Regions from separate parts of the Homo sapiens genome. Here region 2 is linked to region 1. Evidence: read pairs that join two places in POLR2A ChIA-PET (ENCODE). Cell type or tissue: endothelial cell of umbilical vein. All regions are shown on one strand. Each heading gives the region's core, and the rest is flanking DNA. Links, peaks and the distances in the headings are about the cores only.

Region 1 (6,781 bases), core at 812-5,811:
GCAACCTCCACCTCCCAGGTTAAAGCGATTCTCCTGCCTCAGCCTCCTAAGTAGCTGGGTTTACAGGCATATGCAACCACACCCAGCTAGTTTTTTTAGTAGAGACAGGGTTTCACCATGTTGGCCAGGCTGGTCTTGAACTCTTGACCTCAGGTGATCTGCCCGCCTTGGCCTCACAAAGTGGTGGGATTACAGGCGTGAGCCACCGTACCCGGCCTAGAAAGACTTTTTGCCTTCTAAAGAAGGGTTTAGGGGCACGCTGCTAGCTAGGGGGAGCTGTGGCCGAGTACAATGCCGGGCGTGGGGAGCCAGGCGGCCCCGGGGCTGAGGCGAGCGAAGGGGCTGAAGGGAGTCACGGTGGTGCTGAAGCCAGTGGCGCAGCTGTGCGGGGCAGCGGCGCTGAGGAGGTGGCGGTGGGGCTGAAGTGGAGCTCGGCAGCCTCCGGCCTGCACCAGGCACCCTCCCAGTCTTGGGCGCCCTGGTGTGCAGGCTGCAGCCATGGCGGTGCCTGCCCCTGGGAGGAGGGGGCGGTGTGGGGGGGTCCCAGCGGCCACCAGGAGGAGGCGGAGGCAATGGCGGCAGGAACTGGGGCTGAGCTGTCCCCGCTGCGTGCCTGCGACAGTGACCCAGCCAGCCCCGGAGCACAGTCCCGGAAGGATGATAATGAAGATAATTCAAATGATGGGACCCAGCCATCCAAAAGGAGGTGAATGGGCTCAGGAGGTAGTTCTAATAGTTATGAAACTTCAAGTCAAGATCTTGGCTTTAGTCACTATCCAGCAGAAAATTTGATAGAGTACAAAAGGCCACCTGATGAAATAGGAGAATACTATATGCTTCAATAACAAGTCAGTGAATATTTGGGTGTGACCTCCTTTAAAAGGAAATATCCAGATTTAGAGCGAGATTTGTCTCACAAGGAGAAACTCTACCTGAGAGAGCTAAAGTCATTACTGAAACTCAGTGCATGCTAGGTATAACAGCATTGCGCAGTGATGAAGTGATTGATTTAATGATAAAAGAATATCCAGCCAAACATGCTGAGTATTCTGTTATTCTACAAGAAAATGAATGTCAGCGAATTACAGACCATTATAAAGAGTATTCCCAAATGCAACAACAGAATACTCAGAAAGTTGAAGCCAGTAAAGTGCCTGAGGATATTAAGAAAGCTGCCAAAAAAGCAGCTGAATTTAACAGCAACGTAAACTGGGAACGCATGGAAGAAGAGCTTATTTTGACTTGCAGACACATGTTATCCAGGTGCCTCAAGGGAATTACAAAGTTTTGCCAACAGAGCAAACAATGATTAGTTCTTACCCAGTGGGTCTCATCCCCTGACAGTTCGACAGTTTGAGGAATATTATAAAAGGTACTCACCAGATGAGCTCTGGTACCTGCCATTAAACACAGCCCTGTATGAGCCCCCCTCTGGATCCTGAGCTCCCTGCTGTAGACAGTGATTCAAATGATGGCGAAGATGGTCGAGGTGACGAAAAACGGAAAAATAAAGGCACTTTGGATAGCTCCTCTGGCAATGAATGTATCTGAAGGGGAAAGCCCTCCTGACAGCCAGGAGGACTCTTTCCAGGGAAGACAAATCAAAAGACAAGAAGAGAGACTGTTATCACCCCCCGTACAGATGAGGAAACTGAGGCCCACTGAAGGGAATCAAATTTCCCAAGTTCAAGGGCTGATGAGGGCTGAGCTTGGGCAGGACACTTTGTCTGACCCTGTGGCTGGGGCTCCCACAGCAGAGGCTCCACTTGGAAGAACACGCTCTGGGCTCCTGCAGGCCTTTGCCAGCTGCCCTCCCTCCTCCTAGCCGTTCAGGGGAGGGGTGGCCATCGGGCTCTGTAGCCCTGACTCGGCCTTACTCTGCTCTGAGGCCTCTTTTCTGCATCCCTGAAATGGGGTCAGAGCAGGGACAAGTACTCCCAGGGGACCCCAGTGCCACAGCCCCCTTCTCCCATGGTGCATGAGCAGGCACACTTCAGGTCTCACCTGGGGCTGGGCTAGGCCAGGTCTCACCTGGGGCTGGGCTAGGCCAGGTCTCACCTGGGGCTGGGCTAGGCCAGGTCTCACCTGGGGCTGGGCTAGGCCAGGTCTCACCTGGGGCTGGGCTAGGCCAGGTCTCACCTGGGGCTGGGCTAGGCCGATCCTGCCTTGCCTGGGACATCAGGAGCTGAGGGTCTATATAGGTCAGGACCCAGGAGGCCTCAGGGGGCTTGTGGAAGGATGGGGGTGTGTGTATGGACAGATATATGGATGGACAGACTGATAAAAACAGATGAGTAACTGTCCAGTCTGAAGTCCTGTCCACAGAGGAGGGACCCTGGAAGGCCTCTTGGGGGCAGCTGTGCTGCCAAGTTCCTTGTCACTACTCAAGACCTTAGGGTAACCAGGGCAGCAATTGGAAGGGTCCCCATTTCCCTTTACCTCCCTGTAACTGGCCCAGCCCCACTGAAATGTCCAGGGTCTGGAGGCAGTGGGGTGGGGGTTGGGGGGGGGTATGAACTGCAGGGACCCACTTCCAGCTTCGGCCAGCCCACCCTGGGTCCCTCTGAGCTGTGAGTGTCTTGGCTGTGCCCCACAGTTGGCCACAGCTCTGCACCCAGCATTTTGAACAGTTCCTGCAGAGCCCTGAGGCGGAGGCAGGGCCTGCATGAACAGAAGCTTCTGGAGCAGAAGATGCTGCTTCTGTCCCTTGACTGTGATCTTGAGACCCTATCTAGCTCAGGTCTGGGCATGGGGCTTGAGCACCTTGGTGCTGGGACACAGGCCCACTTCCCAGCTGGGCTGGCAGAGGCTGCATTAACTGAACCCTCCCCTACTCCTATGTCCCCACCCCCATAGGAGGCTTCCCCTCTGAAAACCATTTGGCAATTTCTAATAAATACACGCTTATGCATATCAAGCAAACCCTACTCCTGGGTTTTTATCCAAATGGAATGAAAACTTATGTTCAAACAAAAATTTGAATGCAAATATTTATACTGGTTTTATTCACCACTGGCAAGAAGCAGAAACATCTGGTTTGACCCACCACACACACATATGCACACACGTGGAAACAACCCAATTGTCATTCAACTGGTGAATGGCTAAACAAAGTGTCATACCTTCATAAATGGAATCAGGCTCGGCAATAATAGGGGAACAAACTATTGATCCATAAGGCAACTGGGATGAATTGCAACATTGTTACACTGAACTCAGGAAGCCAGGCTCAGAAGGTTACATACTTAGACTCCTAGTCAGCATTAAAAAGGAAAAAACTACGTTGCAATTGAGCCACCTGGAGGAACACCCAGAAAACTATGCTGAGTGGGAGAAAGCCAGTCCCCAGAGGTCACATACTGTATGATTCCATGTGCAGAACATTCTTGAAATAACAAAATTATACAAGTGGAGACCAAATTAGTAGTTGCCAGGGGCTAAGGAGGGGTTTGGGACAGTGGGAAGTGAGTGTTCCTGTGAAAGGGCAACATGAGGGATGTTTGGGAGGGAAGCATTCCCTTCTTGCTGTATCAATGTCAGTATCCTGGCTCTGATCCATTACTGTAGCTGCAAGGTCCTACCCTTGAGGGAACTGGCCAGAGTACCTAGGATTCCTCTGTATTATTCCTCACAGCTGCATGAGAAGCTACAATAATCTCAAAATAAAAAGTTTAATTTAAAAAACGGTCACATTGAGAGATGACAGCGTGCTGGCAGCCCTCGCTCACTCTCGGCACCTCCTTGGCCTTGGCGCCCACTCTGACCACGCTTGAGGAACCCTTCAGCCCACTGCTGCACTGTGTGAGCCCCTCTCTGGGCTGGCCGAGGCTGGAACTGACTCCCTCTGCTTGCGGGGAGGTGTGGAGGGAGAGGCGCGGGCGGGAACCAGAGCTGCTCGCGGTGCTCACAGGCCAGCATGCGTTCTGGGTGGGCGTGGGCTCAGTGGGTCCGACACTCAGAGTGGCAGTGAGGGGCTTAGCACCCAGGCCAGCACCTGTGGAGGGTGCACTGGGTCCCACAGCACTGCCGGCCCATCCACACCACACTCAAATTCTTGCCAGGCCTCAGCCACCTCCCCACAGGGCAGGGCTCGGGACCTGCAGCCCACCATGCCCAAGGCATGCTCCCCAGCACTGTGGGCTCCCTCACGGCCCAAGCTTCCCCGACAGGCGACGCCCCCTGCTCTGCGGTGCCCAGTCCCATCGACTGCCCAAGGGCTGAGGGGTGCATGCACACGCACAGGACTGGCGGGCAGCTCCGCCCGTGTGGCCCTGGTGTGGGATCCACGAGGTGAAGCCAGCTGGACTCCTGAATCTGGTGGGGGCTTGGAGAACTTTTATATGTCTACCCAGAGGATGGTATATGCACCAATCAGCATTCTGTGTCTAGCTCGGGGTTCGTGGATGCACCAATCAGCACACTGTATCTAGCTAATCTGGTGGGGACTTGGAGAACTTTTCTGTCTAGCTAAAGGATTGTAAATGCACGGATCAGTGCTCTATGTCTAGCTCAAGTTTGTAAACGCACCAATCAGCACCCTGTGTCTAGCTCAAGGTTTGTAAAAGCACTAATCCGTGCTGTGTCTAGCTCATCTAGTGGAGACTTGGAGAACTTTTGTGTCTAGCTAAAGGTTTATAAATGCACCAATCAGCACCCTGTCAAAATGGACCAATCTGCTACTCTTTGGCTCCACACTGCCTTTATGAGCTGTAACACTCACTGCAAAGGTCCGCAGCTTCATTCCTGAAGCCAGCGAGACCACAAACCCACCAGAAGGAAGAAACTCCGAACACGTCCAAACATCAGAAGGAACAAACTCTGGACACACCATCTTTAAGAACACTCACCACAGAGGTCCGCGGCTTCATTCTTGAAGTCAGTGAGACCAAGAACCCACCAATTTCAGACACAACATCCTTTACGTTTGCATTTCTGTGATATTCTGTAAAAATCAACAGTATAGGGTCAGAAAGAGACCAGTGGTTGCCATGGTTGGGGTACAGAAAGGGTTTGAATGTAAAAGGAACGTAAGGGCTGAGAGCAGGGGCTCACCCCTGTAATCCCAGCACTGTGGGAGGCTGAGGCAGGTGGGTCACCCCTGTAATCCCAGCACTGTGGGAGGCTGAGAGCAGCGGCTCACCCCTGTAATCCCAGCACTGTGGGAGGCTGAGGCAGGTGGGTCACCCCTGTAATCCCAGCACTGTGGGAGGCTGAGAGCAGCGGCTCACCCCTGTAATCCCAGCACTGTGGGAGGCTGAGAGCAGCGGCTCACCCCTGTAATCCCAGCACTGTGGGAGGCTGAGAGCAGGGGCTCACCCCTGTAATCCCAGCACTGTGGGAGGCTGAGAGCAGGGGCTCACCCCTGTAATCCCAGCACTGTGGGAGGCTGAGGCAGCAGCTCACCCCTGTAATCCCAGCACTGTGGGAGGCTGAGAGCAGGGGCTCACCCCTGTAATCCCAGCACTGTGGGAGGCTGAGGCAGGTGGGTCACCCCTGTAATCCCAGCACTGTGGGAGGCTGAGAGCAGCGGCTCACCCCTGTAATCCCAGCACTGTGGGAGGCTGAGGCAGGTGGGTCACCCCTGTAATCCCAGCACTGTGGGAGGCTGAGAGCAGCGGCTCACCCCTGTAATCCCAGCACTGTGGGAGGCTGAGAGCAGGGGCTCACCCCAGTAATCCCAGCACTGTGGGAGGCTGAGAGCAGGGGCTCACCCCTGTAATCCCAGCACTGTGGGAGGCTGAGGCAGATGGGTCACTTGGGGCCAGGAATTTGAGACCAGCCTGGCCAACATGGCGAAACCCTGTCTCTACTAAAAATACAAAAATTACCCGGGTGTGGTGACCACACTTGTAATTCCAGCTACTTGAGAGGCTGAGGCAAGAGAATCACTTGAATCCAGGAGGTGGAGTTTGCAGTGAGCCGAGATTGCACCTCTGCACACCAGCCTGGGTGACAGAGTGAGACTGTGTTTCTAAAAAAGGGGTGCTTAGAGAAATTTGGGGGTGGTGGTGGAAATATTCTGTATTTCAATTGTGATAGTTACATGAGTCAATAATTTTTAGAAAATTATACTAGGTTTTATTAGCTTCACCAAAAAGAGTAAACTTTACTGTAAATAAAAATAGAAATGTTTGAAATGTTTAAATGTTTTAAAATGTTTATTATGGGAGGTGGAGCCAAGATGGCTGAATAGGAACAGCTCCAGTCTACAGCTCCCAGCGTGAGTGGCGCAGAAGACAAATGATTTCTGCATTTCCAACTGAGGTACCGGGTTCATCTCACTGGGGATTGTCGGACAGCAGGTGCAGCGCACCGAGCGTGAGCCGAAGCAGGGCGAGGCATCGCCTCACCCAGGAAGTGCATGGGGTCAGGGAATTCCCTTTCCTAGCCAAGGAAAGGGATGACAGATGGCACCTGGAAAATCGGGTGACTCTCACCCTAATACTGCACTTTTCCAAAGGTCTTAGCAAATGGCACACCAGGAGACTGTATCCCGCACCTTGCTTGGAGGGTCCTACGCCCACGAAGCCTCGCTCATTGCTAGCACAGCAGTCTGAGATCAAACTGCAAGGTGGCAGTGAGGCTAGGGGAGGGGCGCCCGCCATTGCCGAGTCTTCAGTAGGTAAACAAAGCAGCCAGGAAGCTCGAACTGGGTGGAGTCCACCGCAGCTCAAGGAGGCCCACCTGCCTCTGTGGACTCCACCTCTGGGGGCAAGGTATAGCCAAACAAAAGGCAGCAGAAACCTCTGCAGACTTAATTGTCCCTGTCTGACAGCTTTGA
Region 2 (6,781 bases), core at 1,210-6,209, 61 kb before region 1:
GCCTGGCTAATTTTCGTATTTTTATTAGAGATGTGGTTTCACCATGTTGTCCAGGCTGGTCTTGAACTCCTGACCTCAAGTGACCCTTGGTCTCCCAAAGTGCTTAGGATTATAGGTGTCAGCCTCCATGCCCGGCCTCAGGTATTTCTTTGTAGTAATACAAGAATGGCCTAACACACTGGGCAAGCCCATACCTTTCTGACCTCAGTTTCCTTTTCTGTAATAGGGGTTTGTGAAGATTAGGTGCTGTATTCATTTCCTGTGACTGCCATAACAAATTACCACAAATCTGGTGGCTTAAAACAATGGGAATTGGCCAGGCGAGGTGGCTCATGCCTGTAATCCCAGCACTTTGGGAGGCTGAGGCGGGCGGATCACAAGGTCAGGAGATCAAGACCATCCTGGCTAACAAGGTGAAACCACGTCTCTACTAAAAATACACAAAAAATTAGCTGGGCGTGGTGGCGGGTACCTGTAGTCCCAGCTACTCGGGAGGCTGAGGCAGGAGAATGGCGTGAACCCAGGAGGCAGAGCTTGCAGTGAGCCTAGATCGTGCCACTGCACTCCAGCCTAGGCAACAGAGCGAGACTCCGTCTCAAAAAAACAAACAACAACAACCAAAAAAAAACCAATGGGAATTGATGATCTCACAGTGCCGGAGGCTAGAAGTCCGAGATGGAGGTGTTGCCAGGGCTGTGCTCCCTCTGGAGGCTCTAGGGGAGGCTCCTTCCTACGTCTTCCAACTTCTGGGGGCTCCAGGTGTTCCTTGGCTTCTGGCTGCATGGCTCCGACCTCTGCTTCATCTTCACATGGCCTTCTCTTCTTCACTCTCCTCTTCTGTCTCAAATCTCTGTACGCTTTTCTTTTCCTTTCTTTTATTTTTTCTTTTATGAGATGGAGTTTCACTTTTGTTGCCCAGGCTGGAGTGCAGTGGCATGATCTCGGCTCACTGCAACTTTCGCCTCCTGGGTTCAAGCGATTCTCCTGCCTCAGCTTCCTGAGTAGCTGGGATTACAGGTGCATGCCACCAAGCCCAGCTAATTTTTGTATTTTTAGTAGAGATGGGGTTTCACCATGTTGTCCAGGCTCGTCTCAAACTCATGACCTCAGGTGATCCACCCACCTCGGCCTCCCAAAGTGCGGGGATTACAGGCTTGAGCCACAGCACCCAGCCTTTGCTTTTCTTTTCTAAGGACCATTTGTCCTTGGACGCAGAGTCCACCTGGATAATCCATCTCAAGATCTTTAACTTAATGACATCTGGGAAGACCCTTTTCCCAACTCGGTTAACATTCACAGGTCCCAGGGATTAGGATGTGGATATATCTTTTTGAAGGCCACGGTTCAATCCACTGTAGGTGTCTTTAAAGCACTTAAAAATGAAAATGAAAACTGAATGTCAACTCCTTCAACTGCAGTGAAAAAATAAGACTGTTCAGTGGACCGGACTTCTTAGCAGTTTTATTTTTCACTGCAGATTATTTTTCACCACTCATGAGGGCCTGCCCAGGGCATTCTCTCCCAGGAGGCAAGTTACTGTGACCAGCCAAATGATCAGGAGGGTCAAAGAAATGGCTACAGAAACAGGGATGGACAATGACTGTCAGAAGGAGGAGAGAAGTGGAGGATGACAGCTGAGGTGAGTGCCTAGCTCATTTGTCCTCACTCCCTCTCTTGAATCCATGTTAATCACAATTTACATGAATGCAGCGCTTTAAAAGTAAGGTATATGGAGAAACCCCATTTCTACTAAAAATACAAAATTAGCCAGGCATGGTGGCACATGCCTGTAATCCCAGCTACTTGGGAGGCTGAGGCAGGAGAATCACTTGAACCCGGGAGGCAGAGGCTGCGGTGAGCCAAGATCGTGCCATTGCACTCCAGCCTGGGCAACAAGAACAAAACTCCGTCTCAAAAAAAAAAAAAAAAGTAAGGTATAATGGCTCATGCTTATAATGCCAACACTGTGGGAGGCCAGGCCAGGAGGATGGCTTAATCCTAGGAGTTCAAGACCAGCCTGGGCAACATAGTGAGACCCTCCCCTCATCTCTACAAAAAGCTAAAAAAAAATTTTTTTTAACTGCTAGGGTTACAGGCCTTTTTTAAGTGGTAGGATTACAGGCCAGGTGGGGTGGAGGATCCCACCTATAATCTTAGCACTTTGGGAGGCTGAGGAAGGTAGATTGCTTAAACCTAAGAGTTCAAGACCAGCCTGGGCAACATAGTGAAACCCCATCTCTACAAAAATACAAAAATATTAGCCGGCTGTACTGGCACACGCCTGTAGTACCAGCTACTTGGGAGACTGAAGTGTGAGGATCACCTAAGTTCGGGGAGGTTGAGGCTGCAGTGAGCCAAGAGTACACCACTGCACTCCAGCCTGGGTGAAAGAGTGAAACCTTGTCTCAAAAGAAAAAATTAGCCAGGTATGGCGGTGCATGACTGTAGTTCCAGCTACTTGGGAGGCTGTGGTAGGAGGATCACTTGAGCCCAGGAGGTTAAGGCTGTAGTGAGCCATGATCACACCACTGCACTCCAGACTAGGTGAGACAGCTAGACATTGTCCCAAAGTAAATGAAAAATAAAAGTAAGGTATAAAAAGTATTGTTCAAACTCTTATTGGAGGTTCACATCAGTACTGAGAGATAAGAAATAGAACAGATATCATGATTCCCATTTTTTGAATGCAGAAACTGAGGCCCAGAGAGGTGAATCCAGCCTGTGTCCTTCACACCCTAGCTGGCTCATAGAAACCATGACCTGTTACCAACCAAGCCCTCCAGAGCCCAGTACCATGGGCCAATGGTGGCCTTCCCTCGCCTGCTCCTGGGGCAAGTTGCCAGGAGGTATTGCCTGTTTTGGGGGAGAGGTCTGCAGGGGCCTGAGGCATGGGCCTTGCAATGGGCAGTCCCACTGGGACCTCCTCTGGTGCTGCCCTCAGGAAGATGCTGTGGCTCCAAAAGCCCCAGGGGCACCTCTGACCACAGCAGTCAGTCTGGCCAGGTTGGGAGGGGCTCTTGTGCCCGGTGTAACTTCACAGAGCCAGCACATTCCAGTCTGGGAAGGAAACCAAAGGCACTTTGCCCAAGTGTCACAGAGCTTGAAACAGCATCCTGTGATGGGTCCCTGTCCCCAGAAGCAATGAGATTGGACAGGTGCTGAGCCCTTGTTACTTGATTGGGACGGACTTGCATCTGAGGAACAAACTGAGAGTGAACCTTTCCAAATTTGAAGCCTAAGAAAAATTTGGTGTCCTGATGAGCTGTGACAGGCAACCGTCTGGGGAAGTGGAAGCTTAGCACATCCTCTGGTTACTTATCACCTTACTGAAGGGTCTAAAAATGATGTCCTTGGGGTGTCAGAATCCTGCAGAATAAAATACTGATGAGTTTTAATTCATTCTTTGCAAATGAATTTTCTCAAGGCTCTGGTTGGAGTCAGGCACCCTGGGACCTTGCAGTAGTGTGCTTTGGGCCGCAGGCCACAGCCCCTTTCTTTTTTGTTTCCTTTTTGAGATGGAGTCTTGCTCTCTCTCCCAGGGTGGAGTCTAGTGGTGCAATCTCGGCTCACTGCAACCTCTGCCTTCCAGGTTCTAGCAATTTTCCTGCCTCAACCTCCCAAGTAGCTGTGATTACAGGTGCCCGCCACCACGCCCAGCTAATTTTTTGTATTTTTAGTAGAGATGGGGTTTCACTGTGTTTCCCAGGCTGGTCTTGAACTCCCGACCTCATGATCCACCCTCCTCGGCCTCCCAAAGTGCTGGGAATACAGGCATGAGCCACTGTGCCCGGCCCACAGCCCCTTTACTCTCTGGAAGTCTCTGATGACCTCTTCATGATGCTTTTTTTTTTTTTTTTTTTGAGACGGAGTCTCGCTCTGTTGCCCAGGCTGAAGTGCAGTGGCGGGATCTCAGTTCACTGCAAGCTCTGTCTCCCGGGTTCATGCCATTCTACTGCCTCAGACTCCCAAGTAGCTGGGACTACAGGCGCCTGCCGCCACGCCCGGCTAATTTTTTGTATTTTTAGTAGAGATGGGGTTTTACCGTGTTGGCCAGGATTGTCTTGATCTTCTGACCTTGTGATCCACCCGCCTCGGCCTCCCAAAGTGCCGGGATTACAGGCATGAGCCACCGTGCCTAGCCTTTTTTTTTTTTTAATATTCTTGGTACATTTTCTATGTAACCATTTAAATAACTGGCCAGTAGAGTCTTCAGATTTTCTGTATCGCTTCCCAAATTTAGAAACCTGACTTGACTTTGGACCAGTTGTAGGCCATCCTGTGCCCCCTTCCCTTGATTCCTGCAGCCAGAGCCCTAAGCAGGCCCCACCCACTTGAGTCCAAGCTGCTACCATTGTACCCACCTGCTGGCCAGGCCCCCACAGGGGCCTCTCTCCTCCTGACAGTCTCATCCCCACTCAGCAGCCAGAGTGCCCTCTTTATAAATGTAGATTGGATCCTTTCACTGTATTCGTTCATCCAACATTTACTGAGCACCTGCTGTGTGCTAGGCCCTGGTACAGGCACAGGAAACACATCAGGGAACAAAACTACACTCTCTGCTCTCCTGGGGCTTCCTTGCTAGTGGAGGGAATAAAGATATGTAAACATGTCAGGTAGTGATGAGTGCAAAGGAGAAAAGTAAATCAGAGAAATGGAGCAGAAACTGCTGGCAAGAGTGGGCGGTGGGGGGGTATGATTTGCAATTTTCAACAGGGGTGGTCAGGCCTGACTGAGGAGCCGAAGAGGTAAGAGAGTAAAGCCATGTGGCTAAGTGGGGTGAAAGAGTTGAAGCAGAAAAGGTGGGAGGATCACCAGGCATGATGGTCCCTGTCTGTAGTCCTAAGTACTAGAGCCGGGCACAGCGGCTCATGCCTGTCATCCCAGTACTTTGGGAGGCCAAGGCGGGTGGATCACCTGAGGTCACGAGTTGAAGACCAGCCAGACCAACATGGTGAAACCCTGTCTCTACTAAAATTACAAAAATGAGCCAGGCGCGGTGGCGCATGCCTGTAATCCCAGCTACTTGGGAGGCTGAGTCAGGAGAATCGCTTGGACCTGGGAGGCAGAGGTTGCAGTGAGCCAAGATTGTGGCATTGCACTCCAGCCTCTCCAGCCTGGGCAACAGAGTGAGATTCCATCTCAAACAAAACAAAACAACGAAAACTAACTACTGGAGAGGCTGAGGTGGGAGGATTGCATGAGCTCAGGAGTTCGAGGTTGCAGTGAGCTATGATCACACCACTACACTCCAGCCTGGGTGACAGAGCGAGACCCTGTCTCAAAAAAAAAAAAAAAAAAAAAAAACTTGTAGCAGAGAACAGCAAGTGCAAAGGCCCTGAGGCAGGAGTGTGCCTAGTGTGTTTGAGAACCCACAGGGATGCCACTGTGGCTGTAGCAGGGTGAGATGTGGGAAGGGAGAGTGGCTAAGGAGGCTGAGAGGTCAGGGAATAAGTGTGGCTGGAGCCGGCCCTGAAGGTGCCCGAGACCCTTGTTTCTCTCCTGAGATGGCGGCCCTCACAAACCCTGGAGCTTCCCTGGCTGCCATGAGGTCAGGCGGAAGGGGGTCGAGGTAGAGGTGGACACAGGGTGCAAGAAGGGAAAGGATTTTTGCTGCTTAAATCCTAGCCTGTCTTCCCATTGCTGGTGGGGTACATTATCAATTCCTCTTCCCTGCCTGAGGTCTGACATGTGCTGGCCCCAGCTGGCCTCTTCCTTCCCCCAGCTCCACCTTCCACCCCTCAGCTCCAGCTCGTGGCCTGATGTGGTTCCTCCTCCCAGTCCATTGACCACGCTGGCCCCTGCCGCAGGGCCTCCTCTATTGATGTGTGCTCTTCCTGAACTGCCCTTCTGCCGGACAGCTGCTCCTTGGTGGCAGCTCAAGTGTCCTTCCTTCCCTAAGCCAGAGTTTCCCAACACTGCAGCCCAACACCCTTCATTTTTCATGACATTCTTCATGTTCTGTCAATGGGCCTTTTGTTGTTTTAATTTTGTCTTCTTGTTTTTGTCGGTCTCCCTTCCTAGAATTTAAACCCCATGAGGGCAGAGGCGTTCAGCCTCACGCCAGCCTGGCAAATTTGTCACAAATCTGGAGGAACGCACACGTTCGCGGGCACCCAGTTCTGTGAGGTATTGCAAGCCCTCTCTGAACCTGCAAGGTGGCCATTGCTGTTCCCACTTTACAAGGGAGGAAGGAGTGCCCGGAGAGGTTCTATTTAGACCCGCCAAGGGCACAGTCGTTCTAGAAAGTAGCAGATCGGGAGTTTGAACTTGGGCTTGCTGGTTCCAGAGCCCCTTCTGTGCCCCTTCCAGGCTGTGCCTGGGTGAGATTCTTCCCCTTCGAGCACCTCTTCTTCCTCGAGGGTTCAGTGGCTGAGCTGACACCGGTGGGCAAGAGGCCTTGGCCTGCTTGTTGAAGGACTCAAAGGTGGCGTCTGGAAGCCTGGCGGGACTTTTCCCCTGTCAGCCTAGAGGCACTTTTAGAGGAGCGTGTCTGTTTCGCAGTCTTCGTGTCTCATAATTCATAATTAAGGTAGAGAGTACACATTTAGTTTAAAGTAAAAATTCAAACCCACCTCCACTCCCAGCTGGCCAGCTTCATGCAGTTCTCTCCCTGTCCCCTCCTCTGCCCTCCACAGGTGAGAACAAGTGTCAGGGCCGCACCATGGGACCCCAGGCTTCCTGCCCTGAAACTGCCTCGCTGTGTGCCCTTGGGCAGCCCCGCCCCGTGCCTCAGTTTCCCCACTCATAGAGGCTCCACAGGTAACACACCGGGCTCCTGGCC

Evidence for each region. ChIA-PET counts read pairs that join two places held together with the same protein. Peaks named below come from ENCODE experiments on the same cell type or tissue, not always from the same donor. Only the 100,000 strongest peaks of a DNase experiment are listed, where the experiment ranks them.
Region 2: POLR2A ChIA-PET joins it to region 1 with 6 read pairs; 2 of 35 experiments call an interaction of 5 or more read pairs at or near these places.

What each region holds. Positions count from the first base shown.
Region 1 is chr22:25,344,375-25,351,155 of GRCh38, reverse strand. It overlaps the pseudogene PHF10P2. Among named protein-coding and RNA genes, the nearest start is that of MIR6817, 110 kb to the left of the region's middle. In endothelial cell of umbilical vein, for the core only: no CTCF peak of the experiment used is centred there; a DNase peak (open chromatin) is centred at 3,245; H3K27ac peaks cover 1,411 bases.
Region 2 is chr22:25,405,648-25,412,428 of GRCh38, reverse strand. No RefSeq gene overlaps it. Among named protein-coding and RNA genes, the nearest start is that of MIR6817, 47 kb to the left of the region's middle. In endothelial cell of umbilical vein, for the core only: no CTCF peak of the experiment used is centred there; no DNase peak of the experiment used is centred there.